Linked DNA regions of Homo sapiens: regions 1, 2 and 3 are each linked to region 4. Evidence: chromatin contacts called from ENCODE Hi-C or POLR2A ChIA-PET data. All regions are on one chromosome and are shown on one strand. Each heading gives the region's core, a stretch centred on a gene start or an enhancer-like site at or near the end of the contact. The rest is flanking DNA. Distances are from core to core; before and after follow the strand shown.

What was found. Hi-C counts contacts between places; a loop is a spot of excess contacts on that map. ChIA-PET counts read pairs that join two places held with the same protein, here RNA polymerase II (POLR2A). Pooled maps may share reads with other maps.
Region 1: a pooled map shows a loop between it and region 4 (4-fold over the local background). The contact joins two enhancer-like sites. A Hi-C loop is called at or near these places in 4 of 37 single-sample maps with no recorded cell type and 4 of 50 pooled maps. POLR2A ChIA-PET finds 5 or more read pairs at or near these places in 3 of 52 experiments (A673, GM12878 and H1).
Region 2: a pooled map shows a loop between it and region 4 (5-fold over the local background). The contact joins the promoter of GPR55 here to the enhancer-like site in region 4. A Hi-C loop is called at or near these places in 3 of 37 single-sample maps with no recorded cell type and 2 of 50 pooled maps.
Region 3: a loop to region 4 is called in a pooled map, with 2.7 times the contacts of the local background. The contact joins two enhancer-like sites. A Hi-C loop is called at or near these places in 4 of 37 single-sample maps with no recorded cell type and 3 of 50 pooled maps. POLR2A ChIA-PET finds 5 or more read pairs at or near these places in 2 of 52 experiments (GM10248 and WTC11).

What each region holds. Positions count from the first base shown.
Region 1 is chr2:230,871,801-230,874,907 of GRCh38, reverse strand. ITM2C (integral membrane protein 2C) reads right to left here. Exons shown (of 6, transcript NM_030926.6): 2 at 1,351-1,491. Among named protein-coding and RNA genes, the nearest start is that of ITM2C, 8.4 kb to the right of the region's middle. RefSeq lists a silencer at 628-697 and enhancers at 1,058-1,377, 1,578-2,117. Within about 2 kb of position 1,772, at least 6 of the 41 ENCODE cell types and tissues checked have a DNase peak (open chromatin) inside an H3K27ac peak, as active enhancers do; they include GM12878, where a contact is called at or near this core.
Region 2 is chr2:230,923,726-230,926,958 of GRCh38, reverse strand. GPR55 (G protein-coupled receptor 55) reads left to right here and starts at 1,717. Exons shown (of 2, transcript NM_005683.4): 1 at 1,717-1,791. RefSeq lists a silencer at 281-460 and enhancers at 681-910, 1,731-1,780, 1,901-2,020, 1,584-2,372.
Region 3 is chr2:230,941,761-230,944,884 of GRCh38, reverse strand. It overlaps a transcript of GPR55 not described here. Among named protein-coding and RNA genes, the nearest start is that of GPR55, 18 kb to the right of the region's middle. RefSeq lists enhancers at 777-996, 1,307-1,516, 2,447-2,496. Within about 2 kb of position 1,549, at least 2 of the 41 ENCODE cell types and tissues checked have a DNase peak (open chromatin) inside an H3K27ac peak, as active enhancers do.
Region 4 is chr2:231,220,782-231,224,359 of GRCh38, reverse strand. It overlaps ARMC9 (armadillo repeat containing 9), which reads right to left. Exons shown (of 25, transcript NM_001352754.2): 6 at 1,540-1,632. Among named protein-coding and RNA genes, the nearest start is that of ARMC9, 24 kb to the right of the region's middle. RefSeq lists an enhancer at 1,621-1,920. Within about 2 kb of position 1,804, at least 5 of the 41 ENCODE cell types and tissues checked have a DNase peak (open chromatin) inside an H3K27ac peak, as active enhancers do; they include GM12878, where a contact is called at or near this core.

The sequences.
Region 1 (3,107 bases), core at 523-3,022, 350 kb after region 4:
TGTGTCTGGTGGGCCAGTCCAGTCACTCCATCAGTAAGGGAGGCCAGGCAGCCTGGTGTGATCCCATCAACTGAATGGCCGGGCGGGCCAGTCTGCCCACTCTTACTTCTGGAGGGGGCTCCTGGAGGGGCCTGTAGATACATGCTTGGGACTGCCTGGCCTGGGATCGGCAGGATTCCACCGTCTGTTTGATTCAGTGCAAGTTCTCCAGGGAGGATGCGTCATCGCAGCATGGGGGGCTCCTGTGGGCTGTGCGGGGATGAGAGCCCAGGGAAGGTGAGGCTCCGGGGCTGCATCCCACAGTGGCTGGACACCCCGAATACTGTCCCAGGGCACAGACCCAGGGGCTGCTGGGAGGTGTCCACACAACGAATTGGGGTGTGGGGAGAAGGGTGTGAGTCGAGGGTGGAACAGAGGGGACCAGGAAATGCTGGCCCAGGTCCTAGGGTAGGGCCACAACAGGAAGAGGCCTGTGGGAAGGTCCCACACAGGACCCTGGAACGAGGGGGACGCAGGCCATGGAGGGAGTGGGGCGGGGCAGGGGGATGCTGCACAGAAAGGAAGGTGATGGGTGTATGTGAGCTGAGCTTTCAAGGGGAAAGCCCCGTGAATGCAAACTCTTCAGCAATTTCCATCGTGGAAAAACTGGGGGACAACAAAGTTAAACGCTTAGGAGTGGGAGGTCACTTGGGTCATAAATGACTGGCAAGTCCCACCTCTTTGTCACCCTGAGGTTCTCTGTGAGTTGTACGTAGGTTTATCCTTTTAATTTACCTACTTTCATTTCCAAGCACACAGCGACACTCCCTCCCTCCCAGGTCTGGGTTGGCCCAGCTTTGTGCCCAGGTCCCCCGGGGAGGGGGATGATAGTTGGCAGCAAGGACACACTCCTGCTTCTGGAAGGAGGTGGTGGAGACTCTCTGTACCCACCCCTCTCCCTCTCTTGTTTGGTAACCCAAATGTCCATGCACAAGCACAGTTAGGTCAGCCTTAAAGCGTGACCTGCAGGTGCAGGGTCTGAGCTGTGGAGGGGGATCACAGTTCCAGTTTCTGCCAGATCTGAGTTTCTGGTGAGAATTCCCCAGGGTGACCCTGTGGGGCGGGCCCAGTGCTGTCACCCGGATTCATGCTTGGCTCCCCAGGACAAGGGGCTAAATGTGGGACTGGCCTGCATCCAAGGAGGCCCCAAGGAGGAGGGGGCACCCCAGTCTTGTGGGCTGGCCGGGCACTCGCTCCCACCTGAGGGCATGTCTGGGGCTTCCTGCTGCCCCCTTGCAGACACTTCCCTCCATGCCTCTCTAGACATGACCCTTTCTCGAGGCCTTGCCCCTACCTGGCCCGGCCCCTCACCTGCGCAAGGAAGAAGTATCTGTAGATGTAGACAGAGGCGAACACGAGGCCCATGAGCAGCACGACCATGCCCATCGACAGGTAGCACACGCCGCCCACTGAGCCCCCCCTCTTGGATCGATGTTGTGGGGGCTGCTCCTCCTGTGGATAGCAATGCTGGGTCAGTGGGGGCCAGGGCCCCTCCCCTGGAAATCCCCCCTTCCCTAAGTCAGGCTTCACCTGCTGGCTGGGCCCGGAGGGAGTCTTGGGGGAAAGGGAGGGAAGGAGATGACACCTAGAAGGGAAAGGAAGGCCCACCAGGGTCACCCGGACTCGTCCTGGCTAAAGAGAAACCGAGACAAACCTCGAAAGAGAAAAGGAGACACACCTCGAAAGAGAAACCAAGACACACCTGGAAGCCACCGAAAGAGATGCAGTGGGTTCAGCAGGTGCATTTTGAGTTATCTGAGCTCTTAGGCCTCTTGCTTATACCAGCCGTGACCGTGGTATATTCTTTCAAACAGAAGATAGGGGATGTGCCGACCTGGCCTCGGTGACTTTAGGGACTTAGAAATCTCTGTAGGAATTGAGACACACCAGGCAGGCTGGGAGCTGCTGCTCTGGACGATGGGGAGCCCGGGAAGGCTTTTGAGCTGGGGAGTGACAAGATCCACTCTAAAACCAAGGTGCAGAGGGTAGACTAAAATGAGGACAATAGGAGGTGGGCAGGCTGTGTAAAGGCTGCTCAACTCCACCAAGGAGGCTGTGACTGATGGGGGCAGGGGCTCCAGGAGCCCCATGGGGTCTGGGCATGGGTGCTTGTCCCCAGCCAGGGAGCTCTAGGCCTGTGATCCACACTGGCCCCCCACAGGCACCGACCGGCAGTCAAGCAGGCTGTTACAAGTGGTGTAACAGCTACAGGATGAAGCCCGGAAGCTTCCATCCACCAGGGAGCTCCTGCCAGGAGAGAAATGTGGCTGTCCGGAAGGCCAGGCTAGAAGGATCCTGGAAAAATCTGCTCTGGGAGCCAGAATTGGGCTCAAGATCATAGCTGCAGGGCTGCCAAGAAGCCAACCTAACCCATCTCCAGGCCACACATGTGTGGGGTGGTGGACGTAGGTGTGTGAGTATAAAATTCAACAAAACTGCTTTACCCAGAGCACTGACGAGAGCCAGCCAGGTGAGCTTGGTCAATTTCCTGTCTCTTCTCCTCCCTACCTCCTATGCCTTCCCCCGGGCCCTTGCTCACCCTTGGAGATAATGCAAAAGCCCCGGGGCCAGTCTCTGCCTCCAATGTTCACCATTTAATCCTTCCTCCGTGGTGTCCACATACGGCCAAGAGTGAGGTTAGAGGTCAGTCCCTGCGGACTGCCGCAGTATTGGGGAGAGGAGGGGATCCAGCCCCAGAGCCTGAAGCTTCTCATTCTGGCTCTGCCACTACCTGCCTGCTTAGCACTTTCTGGGCCTCGGCTTCCCCATCTGCAAAATGAGCAGGTCAGACCAAGTGACCTCTCAGGCCCTTTCCGGCCAGGCGTTCTGGGATGGGAACAGATTTCCTTTCTCCCTTCCCCCTGGAGGGGGGTGGTTCAGGCCTAAGTGACTCAGGACAGGCCCTATCTCTCAGCACAGCACAGGGGTCCTGCCCTGGGGGCGCCTGCTTCGCTCCTCAGGTTTCACCTCCCACCCTTTTAGAGCACAGGGGAGTGTGGGGCCTGGGCCCTGGGGAGCTGAGGGTCTGACCCGCCCTGCTTAGGAAAAGGACAGAAAATGTCTGGAGG
Region 2 (3,233 bases), core at 468-2,967, 300 kb after region 4:
AACACTTTGGGAGGCCGAGGTGGGTGAATCACGAGGTCGGGAGTTCAAGACCAGCCTGACCAACATGGTGAAACCTTGTCTCTACTAAAAATACGAAAAAAGTTAGTCGGGCCTGGTGGCACAAGCCTGTAATCCCAGCTACTCAGGAGGCTGAGGCAGGAGAATCACTTGAACCCGGGAAGTGGAGGTTGCAGTGAGCCAAGATAGTGCCACTGCACTGCAGCCTGGGCAACAGAGCGAGACTCTGTATCAAAAAAAAAAAAAAAAAAAAAAAAAGAAGGTAGCCAGAATGGGAGTAGACAAGGCTCCCTTTGAGAAGGGGCTGAGCAGAGACACTGCTCCCTGCAGGCCACTCAGTGTGGATGCCTTCCTGGGGCCTCACATTGCAGGCTCTGGGTATGGAGGTGGGTGCCAGACACCGGTGTGTTTCCTCCCTGCTACTGTCCCAGCAGGCTCCTGGCCTCCTCCCGCACCCAGGGTGCGGGCCTGGCTGCCCCCCCTTGCCCAGTAGCCAGCCTTTGGCTTAGATTGGGCTGGTGGCCCAGTAGGGGGGCCTCGCTGGGGGCAGGACTGCCCTGTGCCCTGTCTTGGCACCCAGGCCAGCTTGGGGCTCCACGGCCTGGAGCAGGCAGTGGACTTGGCACTGCCCATCGCACAAGCCCAGGTGAGAGCTTAAAAGTTGTCATGGTTCCATCAACCTCTTCACCAGACAGTGGGAAGACCCAGCTCCAGAGGGCCAGGTGGTTCCCCTGCAGTGACTTGCAAGGTGTTATTTACAGAGGGGACCCATGTGTTGGATGAATCATCCAAAAAACCCAGGAGTAGTTTCTATTCCTGTAGACACCTGAAAGTCCCAGCACGCATAGCTTTTAAAAATTGCTTGTGTTTGGTCCTCCGACAGGGCCTCCCAGCACCTCCAGGGCATGAGAGCTGCATCTGCCGGGGTAGTTTCAGCCCAGACTTTCCTGATGGGCTGGAATCTATGAGGGCTCCCAGCTAAGAGCCACCCAGGCCCACGGGTGAGTCTCAGCCCTCCCAGCCCTGAAGGTGGGAGATGCCAGGGAAATCTCTGCTTGCAGGGCCCTAGGAAGCCACAGGCCCAAGGCTGCCCCAAATCTCTGTGCAGGCCTGGGACAGAGAAGCCGAGGCTGGGGAACCTGTGGGGCCCCACTGACCATTCTTGCAGACACACATGCAGTGGCTGAGGTCTCCTCCGACGCTAGGCACGCAAGTCCTAACCTGCAAGTACTAAATAGCACCACCTTCCTTTCCTTTCTGTGGGCAGCAGTTTCAAATCCTAAACCCCCAAAGTGCTGGAAGCCACGACGGCCCTTGGCAGGTGCTGAGAATGGCTGCCCCTGTGTGGTGCCCCTGTTAGGGTGTCTGGGGTGCGTAGGAGGCTTCCTCCTCCAGAGGCTTCCCAGGGCTTGACACATGCAGTGTGATTTTTGGCTTTTTGGTTTTTTGTTTTGTTTTTTGGAGCTGCGGGAGGGGGGCGTGCAGATCTTCCAAGAGGGCGGGAGAGTGTAGACCCTCCTCCTGGAAACTGCTCCCCATGTCCACACTCTAGTTCCACACAGCCTCTCTGTAGACCCCAGAGCAAGAGCCCCTAAGCCAGACAGGGTGACACTGGAGCGGCTCAAAGAGCATCTGGTCCCACCCCTTTATTTCACTCACAAGGAAGTCGAGACCCAGAGAGGGGAAGTGACTCTCCCCAGAACAGGCTGACAGCCAGGCCTGGAGGAGAAATGACATCTCTCAGCCCTCTCAGCTGCACCGGACCACCAACAGGTAACAGCCTCTGGGCCATTTAGAGAAACTAAGGCACGGAGCCTCCAACCTGACCTTGCTCTTGTGGACTGCAGGTAACTCTCCTAAGATCAGTGGGGCTTGTGTGGGCCTGGGCTTTGTGCACACCTGTCCCAACTCAGCGAGCAGTCCCAGGTGTCAGGGCAGCGGCAGCCTCCAGGCAGCCTCCGTGACAGCAGCAGCGGCAGGCAGACCTGGTTTGTCCCCGATTACGAGTGACATTTTTCTACGAACCCTCAACTTCCTCCTGATCTGACTCAGGGTTGCAGCATCATGTCGGGTCGGGAAACCTCCCCATAGGCAGCCTGGGAGCCTTCCCGGGGCATGTAGCTCACGTGCCACCGCCCTCCACCAAGCCCGCCGCCCATTCCCCAGAATCTTGTTGGGAAACCACCAAGCGCCCGAGATGACACACTCTCAGGGATCATCCTGCAGCCCTGAGCAAGTGCTTACTGGGGACCAGAAGGAGCCTGGGAGCCCAGGCTCACCCACTCACCAGCTGCGTAATTTCTCTAGCCTCCGTTTACCTCTCTGGGGCATGAGGCAATACACGGTTTCTTCCTCACGGGGCGCTCAAGGGCAGTAAATGATGGAGAGGAAAGCCCTGGTTGCTATCCTACATTATAGCTGCATTGTTCTCTAACCCTAGCCAAGTGTCTCTTGGAGAGGCTGGGCGGGAAGACACAGCAGCACTTAGAACCCTGAACATTCTAGATTCTTCCCTGAGAGTGAGAACACAAAGTCAGGACATGTCTGGCTGGCCTGGCTTCACCTGGGCTTTGTGCTGCCCGAGGCAGTGGGGATGAGAGGACAGGGCAGGGCAAAGTGCCGCCCACAGCTCTGTGGAAGGCAAGGTTTGCCTTTGGTTCTGAGCGGCTGTCCCAGCTGTAAAGGGAGCACCAGTCACTGTGGAGCTGCAGCAGACCTGGCCATTTGTTCCGTCATTTCTTCACCCCCTCTTTCATGCAATAAGACCTTCCCAACGACAAACTGTATGTGAGGCTCGGTGATAAAGGTGAAAGGGACATGGTCCTGGTCCTGGGGTTGCTGGAGGACAGCAGGGACACGCTCCCCCTGGGATACACAGAGGACTTTTCAAGGCACCCACTCAGGACTGCACTGGGAAAACCACATCAGATGATGTGGGTGAACCTGGGAAGTGGGCATTTCAAGGAAGAGGTGGGATTTTTAGCAGTGGAGGAGAGAGTCCAAGGAGAAAGAGGAGCATGAGCATGCAAAGAAGTGAGGAGGGGGCTTGGCAACTCCTGGATCCCAGATGCTCTTGCTTGTGATGCTGATGGGGGCCAGGGTGAGCGAGGAGGAGAGACTCAGAACATGAGTTCCAGCTGGTCCCTCACGGCCTTTTTGACCTTGGGTAGAATCTTTAACATCTCTAAGCCTTACTGTCCTTATCTGTAAAATGG
Region 3 (3,124 bases), core at 300-2,799, 280 kb after region 4:
TATTTGCAGGGCATCAAGAATGATTCTTGGAGGGCTGAACAACCAGCATGAGGGCAGGCAATGGGCCTTCCTTGTCTTTGATACCGTGGCCAGGCCTGAAGAATCAGGATGAACAAGCGGAATGTGAATTTGTTATTTTTATTTTTAATTTTTCTGGTACATAGTAGGTGTCTGTATTTACGGGGTACATGAGATCAAAGTAAATTTGTGACAAAGCATTCAGTTATATTCTCTCCACTCCTGAAAGATTCTCTTCACCTTCAGTTAAAGCAAATCATGCTGTAGGACGTCACTGTTGAGTCATTCTCCGGGGGCTCCCAGAGACACGGCATTCTCGTTTTCACTCTGAGAATTAAATCTTGTGCCGGGTGTCACAGTCATCTCTGTTGTGGACATTTCCCTCTGAACTAACCAGCGATGGTTACTGGAAACCACGGCTCCTCCACCTCCCTCCACAGGCTTTCTCCCCTTCCCTTCCACACTTCTGGGGTTTGCCTGGGGATCCAAGTCTCTACACTGGTGAAGCAGGCACAGCTGTCAGGTCACAGACTCACGTGTGCAGGACCATAGCTTCTGGGTCATCAAGCTCATGGAAGCCCCCGGGACAGTCATGTGGGCACACGTTGGAGGGATGTGGATTTGCCCCTTTCCACACCACAGCTTTGCCCTGTCCAATGTCCAGTGGTGGGTAATTTCCTGGGAAGTCTCCTTGAGGTCCTCTCTGGGACCCGGCATCTGGGACCAAGATGCTGTTGTGTGTGTAATGAATGGCAGAAGGCATCTTCATGGAGAGGCTTCTCACTTCACTACTCTTGCTGGTCCTCCTCCTGGGCTAGGGCCAGGGAGAAGAGGGACAGCCCGAGGGCCCCTTCCTAAGACAGACCCTGTGTTAGGCCATTCTTATGTTGCTATAAAGAAATACCTGAGGCTGGATAATTTATAAAGAAAAGAGGTTTAATTGGCTCACTGTTCTGTAGACTTTATATGAAGTGTGGTGCCGGCATCTGCCCTGCTTCTGATGAGACCTTGCTTGCAATTTTGGCAGAAGGCGAAGAGGAAGCGGCATCTCACATGGCCAGAGTGGGAGCAGAGGAGGGGTGGGGAGGTGCCGCACACTTTCAAACAGCCAGATCTCGCAAGAAGGAACTCGCTGCTGAGAGGACAGCACCAAGGGGAGGGCGCAAGATCATTCATGGGAAATCCACCCCCATGATCCAACCCCCTCCACCAGGCCCCGCCTCCAGCACTGGGGATGACAGTTCAACATGAGATTTAGAGGGGACAACACCCAAACTCCATCAGACCCTGGACGGGGATAGCTCTTAGCTCTCCAGGCTCTTGCTCCGTGACCTACTCTGGCATTGTTGCCTCTCTTGCTTGGCCCCCCAGCTGGGGATGCCCGGAGACAAACATGGGCACTGCTGCTCCTGCCAGGAAATTCCTGAGCCCAGACATCTCTTAGCACCCATGCCCAGGGCTGGCTGGGCTTCTTGGCCCTCCACGGAGGGGCTGGCTAGTGGGAGAGGAGAGGAGGTGCACAGGAAGGAGGGGCTGCTCTGGAAGGCAATAGCCAGCCAAGCTCTCGGGCAGTCTGGGGGCGGGGAGCCAGCCAGGATGCTGTCCTGCTAACAGGGGATGGCTCCGGATGTAGATGGGCCTTGACCTGGCTCTAGTCCAAGCACTGCCCGGGATGGCCTCTGCTGGGGCCTCAGTTTCCACCTCTCTACAATGGGCACAGTTGTGCTACAGAGAGCGCTCTCTCTCTCCTCTCTCTCTCTTTCTCTCCTCTCTCTCTCTTTCTCTCCTCTCTCTCTCTTTTCTCTCTCCCTCCTCTCTCCTCTTCTCGTCTCTTCTCTCCTCTTCTCTTCTCTTCTCTTCTCTTCAGGTCACAAGGACAAATCCTAGGGGAACAGAAGCAGGATGGAACTCTGACTTCAGAGCCCCAGGGTCGTGCTCTCACTCTGTTCATTGGCAATGATGAAGGAAAAATTGGTCTGCTTTCACCCAGCTCTCCCTAGCCTGCCCCTTCTCCTGCCCCTTCCGTGTCTCTTCCCCCTTACCCCATTCTTGTGGATGGGGGTGGGGGTGGAGAGTGGGGGGTTCCTTCTTCTGGGTCTGGTGCCCACCCTCCCCATCGGGCCCTTCTCAAACAGCCAAGCTCCCATCTCCCACTGGCTGCCCCTGGCCTTTGGACCCTGCCACCCTGCAGCCCCCTGAAGTCCCTTCCCCCATGGCCCACCCTCCCTCTGCTCTTTTGGCTTGGCCTCCCTCTCTGCTCTTCACTCCTCCTGTGCCATTGACCTCCCTTTTGGCCTTTCTCTGGCCTCCAGCCACCAGGGCAGATGCTCTACTGCCCCCTGCCGCTCTCCCCCCACACCTGCCTCTTCCACCTGCCCTCCATTGGCCCTTCCTGCAAAACGTCCTGGGGGCCTGAGTGGGGAATGGAGGCTGGAGGGCAGTGGCTGGGTCCCTTGTGGGGTTGGTCTGGGACTCCTGCCCCTGAGGACTAAGTAATTCTCTCTCTCAGCTGCTCTGCTGGGGACACTCCCTGAGGGAGGCAGGGCCAGGAGGCCCGGCTGAGGCAGGAGAAGGAGGCAGAAGAAGGAGGCAGGCCCTTGCCTCTGTCCTGGGCCCCCTTTCTGTGATCTTCTGGCATTCTCAGGGGTCTGCCCAGCCCTGGAGTGTGAGTGTGGGGGTGGCCCCTCTGAACGTATTCTTGCTGTTCTGTTGGTTCTGACAGTGTCCTTCCTGCCCCTTCTGGTCTGTGTCACATTCACTTTAATCTCAAAATGTTTTCTGAAATTGCTCAGAAAAGAAAAGGCCCAGTATAGCCCCCATCACAGGGAGGGTAGCTCAGAGGGGGCCACTACCCCGGGCATCAGGCTCCCCTGCACTCTGGATCCCAGAATGTCCAGGACCCCTGGGCTGGAGAACAAAGGGCCATCTCTCAATGATCAGTCAATAACTCATCAAATATTTCTTAAAGAGAGCAGACAGGATCCCTTAGATCTTACAATGTAAGATGCAAATAGATATCAAACAAATACTTGAAATATTTTAATGTTTAAGATATTTAAAAAGCACAACTTTTGGAGGAAGATGAAGGCATGACATGAGCTGATAA
Region 4 (3,578 bases), core at 555-3,054:
CCACCTGTCTCCCCCAGATAGCTGGGACTATAGTCATATGGATGCTACCATGCTCAGCTAACTTTTTGTACTTTTTGCAGAGATGGGGTTTCGCCATGTTGCCCACTCTGGGCTCAAACTCCTGGGCTCAAGTGATCCTCCCGCCTTAGCCTCCCAAAGTGCTGGGATTACAGGCGTGAGCCACGGGGCCCAGTCAGGTACTGTTTTGAGTATACTAATATATTTTTAATATAACTAATATAATTTACCATGTAAATCATTTTGATTAGATTCTTAACATATTGGCACCCATAATTATTAAGCTGAGCTACTCTGGGCACACTGCCTATGGGGTAGCCCTGTTCCACAAGGAGCAGTATCAAGAAAAAAAAAAATTAAGCTGAGAAATGCTTTTTTAAAGCGTATTCAAATAATTATAAGTCAAGTTGGAAAAGTTCTAGTTTCACTGAAAATCACTGTATATGGAACTCTAGGAAGGAAAAGGTTTGGATATGCAAACATCGTGGTATGTAGGCAAACAGAAGAATTTAAACAAAAGCCTTAAGGATATAAAGGCAGAGACGAGAGCTGTAGATCAGTCCGTTCGGCTCAGGCCAGGCTAAGGAATTTGAATACAGGCAACAGGGAAGGCTTAGGAAGCTCAAGTAGAAATGTGGCATGGAGTCCTAGTGACAAATAAAACCTCAATTAGGTCAAGAAAGTCAAATGCTTTGGAGTTAGAAAGGAAGCAGAAGGTATTACGCAGCAAAGTAGCCTAAATTTTTCATGAAATTAAACTAAACAGTGACCAATTTTACCATTCAAAACATTATGTTCTTGTTATGAAATAACTTTGGATACATTTTTATTCCAAGTAAAAGGAGATACTTGTCTTTAAAAACTAATAACCTTTGGGAAATTAGTCTTCCATGGGTTGGGTGACCTAACGTTCTGCTCTTTCTGAAACAGGCTCTATTTACACCTGTCACCCTGGTACTTTGTCCAGTTAGTGCCCCTTTTTACTTTCAAAAGTGTCCCAGTTTGAACTGGACTGTGGTGATACTGCACAGCTCTGTACGTTTGCCAAAAAGCATTAAATTGTACACTTACCATGGGTAGATTTTATGGTATGTAAATTTACACCTCAATAAAGTTATTTAAAAAGAAGTCCCAATTTGAATGACAAGTTAGATGGTCACCCGATCCATATGCCATGGCCTGAAGGGCTTAAAAGTGGTTAAGTGACATTCTGCAAAGGGACAATTATCCCAAGGAATTCTTTTACAAGAAGGTAAACTTTCTTTTCTACCAAGACAACTTCTAGCCACGTGACATCAAAATAAGACCTTGCCAAAAAGAAAGTCTCAGAGATCCAATGATATAGAAGTTGATCTCTATAGGCCCTGCCATTAATGATTCATTGACCTTGTAAATATGAAAGCAACACTATTAATTATCCCGATTTAATGAGGCAACCTCAATAAACCTAAGCCAGCGTGCAACTCTAAATAAAATCTGCTCTAAAACCATAGGTGGTCTCTATTTGCTTCAAAAGGATACATATATTGTTAAAAGCTTTGGCGTGTTGCTGGCTTTAGATATTAAAGCTAGAAACTTTATCAACTTCAACTTTAACTCTGGAGTCCAGGAATCCTAAAGAAAAAAGGGAACAAAAATACAAACATTAGATTACTAAGTACCAATAGCATCATCAAGTTGAGGTCATTAGGCTAAAAAACCCTGCACAGTGATTGAAACCAAAACCAAAATGCCAGTGACGTGAGGCTGTGAAAAACAGGTCTTAGGACATCTGACCAACTCATTTACAGAAGATTCAAGTGCCCACAGTAGGAAGAAAAAATAGAGTTCTTTCATAAACAGGGAAAAAATAACCCTGAACATGATTTGAGTATTTCATGTGATTTAAACACAGTCGTGACAAGGAACCTTATTAGGCTGCATACCAAAAATAGTTCAGTACAGTCTAGGCACGCACAGCACTGGGAGGCGTAACATAAACAATTATCACTAAGTTACTGAGAGTCTCCCCAAGAAAGGGACTCATTTCCACAAACCTCGTCTAGATAAGAAAAAAGGACAGAAGCTATTTTCTGCCACAAATACCCCACCATGTCAAGAATTATGATATAGTCTTAGCATGATTTGTCCTTTAAAAACAAATTATTTATCTCAAATAATGCTCATCAAGAAGAAAAAATTAATGACTTAAATAAGAAAAAACATAACAAGTAACAATCTTTGTCTCAGGACAATTTTCCTTATACTCTTTATACAGAAATATCTTCCACCCAAACCAAGAAGTTCCACAAAAATGCAGCGAAGCCACTAAAAATTCATACCCACCATCCTCTTAGATGCTGCCCCATGGCCCTCAGACCTTTCCATCCTTCCCCACTGTCTCTGCCTCTCCAGCTCTGTACCCTCCTCCATGCCTCCCACCCCCACCCAATCATTCTAGCCAGCATGTCATCTGATTTCTAGAAAAAATACTGCCAGATGAGCAGAAAGTTCTTTTTTTTTTTTTTTTTTGAGACAGAGTCTTGCTTTGTCACCCAGGCTGGAGTGCAGTGGCTCGATCTATGCTCACTACAACCACCGCCTCCCAGGTTCAAGCAACTCTCCTGCCTCAGCCTCTTGAGTAGCTGGGTCGAGGGTCACCAAGCCTGGCTAATTTTTGTATTTTTTTTTTTTTTGGTAGAGACGGGGTTTCACCATGTTGGCCAGGCTGGTCTCGAACTCCTGACCTCAAGTGATCTACCTGCCTTGGCCTTCCAAAGTGCTGGGATTACAGGCATGAGCCACCATGCCCGACCAGAGAGTTCTTATATTTTTAAAAAATTGTGTAATTCCCTGATACTGCATGATAACTTTGTTTATAAGGTGTGTGTTATTATGGATTGAACTGTGTTCCCTCAAAATACATGCTGAAGTCCTAACCCCTGGTACCTCAGAACATGAGGTCATTGGGAATGGGGTCGTTGCAGATGTAATTAAAGTTAAGATAAGGTCACACTGGAGTAGGGTGTGTCCTTAATCCAATATGACCTTAATCCAATATGTCCTTACAAGAAGAAGAAAATTTAGACACAGACACAGAAGGAAGACGGCCATGGGACAATGGAGACAGAGACTGGAATGATGCTGCCACAGTCACAGAACACCCGTGGCTACAAGAAGCTGGGAGGGGAAAGGAAGGATCCTCCCCTAGGATTCAGGGACAGCATAGCCCTGCCAACACCTTGATTTCAGATTTGCAGCCTCCAGAACTGTAAGACAACGAATGCCTGCTGTCTTAAGGCATCTGGCCTGTGGTACTTTGCTAGGGCAGCCCTAGGGAAATCACCCAGGTGCTACAACTCAAGGTGGTCTACGCTCAACCACACAGAGAAGAATCTCAGGAAAGGACTGCTATGTCTCAAAAAACAAACAAAACAAAATGCTTGGGACATACAGACTTCCAGTTAGATTGCTCTGTTGTTGATTACTATTTTGTATTACCAACAAATATGTGTTTTCAATGTAATTACTTACTTTATGATGCTCTGCTAATGACAGGGATGAGACTGAAATAAAGCCTC